Linked DNA regions of Mus musculus: region 2 is linked to region 1. Evidence: chromatin loops called from intact Hi-C (ENCODE). Cell type or tissue: gastrocnemius. All regions are shown on one strand.

Region 1 (2,500 bases):
GAGCTCACTGTGTCGCTCGGTGGCAGAGCACTTGTCTAGCACGTGCCAGACCCTGGATTCCATCCCCAGCTCCCAGAGGGGAGAAATTATTTTCCATAGAAAAATAATAGAGCCAGGTGGTGACAGCACATCCAGCACTCTGGAGGCAGAAGCAGGCAGATCTCTGTGAGCCAGGGGCCAGCCTGGGCTACAGAGTGTGTTTCAGGACAGCCAGCACTACATAGAGAGACTGTCTCCAAAAACAAAACAAAAACAATGGAAAATGGGCAAAAATTACTCATGACTGTGTCTTCAGCACTGAGGAGGTCAAGGCAGTAAGATTGCCATGAGTCTGAGGCCAGCCTGGGCTACGGAGTGAGGATACAAACAACCGCTGGTTGTAGTGGCTCAGAGCTGCATGTAATTTCAGCACTCAGGAAACAGAGGCAGGGTGGTTGTCGCAAGTTTGAGGCTAGCCTAGATTATATGGTCAATCCCAGGCCAGCCTGGGCTACATAATATGATCCTGTCCCCAAATTCAAAGCAAAACAATAGAAAACAGTTATGTATTCCAGTGCCAGTCACCATGACCCTCAGGACATATGGGCAGAGCTCTCAGAGGAAGGAAAGGGCATCATCCACGCCTACAGCTGTCCTGTGAGGTCTGGGATGATGTCCTGGGACAGGAAGTGTCTTCATACACAGGGGTCTAAAGACTTAGAGTGATGGAGACTGGCCATGCCAGGACCGGTGTCTGGAAACTCAGTGTGACAGGGGCCCTGCTCACTCACCTCCACCCTGTGAGCTGTGCCACCTGAGAGACTCCTTCCTTCCACTCCAGGTGTCAAACCTGCTTCACCAGCTCACACACCCCCTCTTCCAGGAAGCCTCCTAGGCCAGGTGTAGTCCTACCTCAGCCCTTCTAAGGACACAGTATTTGGCTTCTCCCCTGCTCTGGCTTCTGCAAGGGGCTAATCAATGATCCCAGCCCTGCTCCAGGGCCCCTACAGAAGGGCATTACCATCTCCTGGTGGGCTTAGGAGTCCAGATGCCCTCTTCCTCCTACTGGGCAGGCTCTTCCCTGTGGTACCTACTCTTCAGACCTAGAGGAAGAGGACTGCCCCACCCCAATGCCTACTTGTATATAGAGAAGTTGAGCTCAGGGAGCTGGTCTCAGAACACATAGCCATTGTCAGAGCTGGCATTCAAACCCCATGCAGCTGTGTCTACATGGATTGGGAGGGTATGGCCTCCCCCTAACATGACCCAATGTCACAGAACTTGCCATTAAGAAGGCCTATGTACAGGTGGTAGTGGCGCACGCCTTTAATTCCAGCACTTGAGAGGCAAAGGCAGGCAGTCTCTGTGAGTTGGAGGCCAGCCTGGTCTACAGAGTTCCAGGACAGCCAGGGTTACACAACCCTGTCTCAGAAAACAAACAAACAAAAAGGCCCATGTTAAGCCTGAAGCCACTTTCTCCATTTCTCAAGCCTCTGCCCTGTAGGCCCTCCTGGTAAGCATCAGTAGCAAGCTTGGGGCCCAGGAGAGGTCAGAAGAAGGTAGATCCCAGTCTTCAGGATTTTCTGCTCCTGAAATGGCTGCATCCTGCCTCACACCTGCTCAGAGATGTGGGAGCACATGCTTCCTTCTTGAAGTTGGACTTACGGGAAAGGACCAGTGGGGAGGGGACTGGGAAGGGCAGACAGGGACCAGGTAGCAGGCAGGGACACTTCCTGTAGGTGGGAAGTGTTCCCACCACTTCTGGGAACCAGGATTGCTCAGGAACAATGTAGTAAACTTTGACCTCAGTGAAGGGGTCCAGCTGGCACTATTTTCAATCCCTTTCCTTCCCTAGGGTATGGCTGGTCCAGATGGACATGGGAACAGTGCAGGGCTCCTAGGCCACCTGTCCCCCAATCTGAGTCAAGGGTGGAGAGCTTAGTTGGGGTCCCTGCCTCACTACTCCACTAAGCCCCTAGCCAACGTGGCAGCCCAGCCCTGGTGGATGAGGCAATGAGATCCCTCTTCCTGTTAAAGTGGCTATGCAAATGAGCAGAGATCTGGCTTCCTGGAATGATGGTGTCCACTGGCCTGATACGCCTGGTTCCTGGGGGTTCACCCAGGCAGGTGCTGGAAATGCCCCAGTCTCTTTCTCTCTCGCCAAGCAGGGCCCATAGTCCACACCTGGGTCACCATACTCTGCGGGGAACAGGTGGGAAGCCCATCCACCATGGTGTCCCTAGCTACAAAGAACATCACGGGTATGGATGCAGGGGAGCAGAAAGTGGGTAGCCTTGCTGGCTTGCGACACCCTCCTATTTACAAAGAAGGAAACTGAGTTTGCAGGCTGCGCCAGGGACTTGCCCGGGTCTCTCCTCCCTGCCTCTTGCCTGGACATGCCCCAGAAGCTTGCCTTCCTGGCTTTTGAATCTTAGGGTCACCACTGCCTCAGTGGCTGTTCCTCGGCTGTCTGTCCCAAGGAGTTATTACTGTACTGCCCTGGCATTAGCCCTAGCTTGAA
Region 2 (2,500 bases), 53 kb before region 1:
CCCCCAAACTGGTCAGCTGGTTCCAACACTCTGCTCTGCAGTCTCTGTGAGCCCTGCTGGGGACTCAGGACACAAAAAGCCACCTATTCAGGTTCCATTTGAGGAGTAACAAGATAAAAAAAAGTACAAGCCAGGCATGGTGGTACACATCTGAAAGTCTAGCCGTGGGGAGATGGACAAATTTGTGCTAGACACTAGGCTACCTATATAAAATGAGGAGAGAAACCGAGGTGTGGTGGGGATTAGCCAAGAACCATCTTAATTCCATGGGCTGGGATCCTGGACTGAAAAATGGAGAAAGCTAGCTCAAGTCCAGCATTCCTCTTTCTTTGCTCCCTGACTGTGACTCCTCCTGCCTCATACTCTTTCGCCATCATGATTCACATGCCATGGTGGACTTGAAACTGAGCCAAAGAATGCCCTTTCTTCTTTCAGTTGCCTTTGTCAGGGTATTTTTATCACAGCAGCTAGAAACATAGTTAAAACATATAACTTTATTAATCGCTCACTCGTGCACAGCTGGTCCAGCAAGACTCAGGAAGTGGCGCAGAGGCTCAGAGCAGGCCTGCTGCTTCTGTCTGCTGGGTTCCTGGGAAACATCTGACCTCCTCCTGCTCTTTGTTCTCTTTCCTGCTAAGTCAGCTAGAGAGTTCTATAGAGCCTCTGAGGTAAAGGATCCTTCTGTTGTGGCTTTCTCAGCATGGTGACCGTACAGGTAACAATTTAGGCCTCCACATACACTTTAGACTCTTGGATTGGCAGTGTCCTCATAAACTTTGGGAACAGCCAAGTGGTAGGAAGAGTTCTTCATGGAATGAGCCTTCCATAAACAACCCTGAACCTCATGGGAATAAATGTGTTTGCTCCTTTTCCCCCAAGTTCCAAGCCAGAAGCCCAAGGGAATGTACATTAGGTCAGAACAATGCCTAGCTGGATGGACTGACTGCTTATGGTTCTCCCTCTCAAAGAGGCCTTTGAGCTGGCCAGCAGAAAGCACCCACGGGAAGTGCTGGGCTCAATAGTGTGAAGCCTACCACCACTTGAGTGCCTGCTCTGCAGAACTGCATGTCACTGCTCTGTTCCCACAGTCCCCTGTCCCTGCCAAGGAAGCCCTGGCAGAAAGATGAGGCCCACTCCCCAGAGTTAGGTCCCAAATTTCAGTCCACACCTGCCCACAGATACTGTGTGACATTCTGTAGATCCCTGAGCCTTAGTGTCCTCTTCTGGAGTAAAATTATTGCTGTGCCAGCACCTCACAGAACCACTGAACTGGGGTCATAATGAGGAGAGAACCCAGCTCAGGTAAAGAAGTGGCACCCAGGGCCAGGAGCTCTATAGTAACCAGAGCACCTGGCTTTATGCCTGCCTCCTCCAGACAGCACCGAAGATGCTCACAGGCTTCTGGCCAGGGTTCTCTGGCTCTGCCAGCCATGCTATGGCACCATGAGGGTTAGCTTTTCATGTAGCACATGTGCACCAAGACCTCCTAAAGTCTATTAAATACATCATGCTGAAGTATCCCCATGAGGAGGGTCAGCATAGTCATGGCAGCAGTCATGCCTGAGCTACTGGACATTGAAGACCCATAGACTGGAGCACAGAGAGAATGGGAGAAGGCAGCCTCCGGCCACTTTAAACAGGAGCAAGTGGTTCTGATTCATGGTTGTCTAAGCTCCTTACTACTGCTAGAAGTATAAGGGAATGGAGACAACATGTGAGACTCTGGGGTCTCCCAGAATCTGGGCAGAGTTAGGTAAGGGTAAGCCTTCTGGCTTGGTAGATCTAGCCCTGGGACTACTGCTGGACCTGAAGCTCATGCAGCACCTTCACTGTGACAGAGTGCCTGAAGTCTCAGTCAGTCACACTACCAGAAAGAGGTCGTGCTCTCAATTCTGTTCCCTGCCTGCCAGCTGCTCTAAGGTAAAAACATCTAAAAGTTTGGCCCCACTGGTTAGAGTAACATGAGCCTACCTGCATTGCTAGCAGCAGCAGAGTATCTCACCACCCTTAACAGTGATCCTGAGAGACAGTTGCTATTGCTCCTCTTTGAGCAGGTGGGGAGGACTAAGGCCTCACCAAAAGCCACAGAGCAGTATATACTGTTGCTGAAAACCTGCCTGGTTCATCAGCTCCACAACCTTTGGTGTCCAGGGAGATATTCCAGGGACAAACCAGAGGAAGTTTGGGCTATGCCCTGGAGAAGCTATAGCTTGCCCTTGCCTATTAAGTCCTCACATCTGACTCCTGGGCCAGAGAAGTTTGCCTGATAGATGTGACATGTAAACAGCTTTCTCTCCTACTTTTTCTGCAGCAAGGATGGCTCTCATCCAGAGTTCTTGAAGATAATATTACTGAAAAGGCTCCAACCTGCAGTGGTAAATCCAGAAAGTTTGAGGACTGAACAATGTAGTCAAGGCTTTCAGGAGTGGAGACTTAGCTCATTGCCTTTAAATCCATGAAGGGGCTTCTCTGAAGAGAGTGGAGTTTGTCTTTCCATCCA

What was found. Peaks named below come from ENCODE experiments on the same cell type or tissue, not always from the same donor. Only the 100,000 strongest peaks of a DNase experiment are listed, where the experiment ranks them.
Region 2: a loop joins it to region 1, with 1.8 times the contacts of the local background. A loop is called at or near these places in 4 of 42 quality-filtered maps.

Annotation. Positions count from the first base shown.
Region 1 is chr16:10,756,426-10,758,925 of GRCm38, forward strand. No RefSeq gene overlaps it. Among named protein-coding and RNA genes, the nearest start is that of Socs1, 28 kb to the right of the region's middle. In gastrocnemius, no CTCF peak of the experiment used is centred here; no DNase peak of the experiment used is centred here.
Region 2 is chr16:10,703,666-10,706,165 of GRCm38, forward strand. All of the region lies in intron 21 of Clec16a (C-type lectin domain family 16, member A), which reads left to right. Among named protein-coding and RNA genes, the nearest start is that of Gm15558, 21 kb to the left of the region's middle. In gastrocnemius, no CTCF peak of the experiment used is centred here; a DNase peak (open chromatin) is centred at 1,393.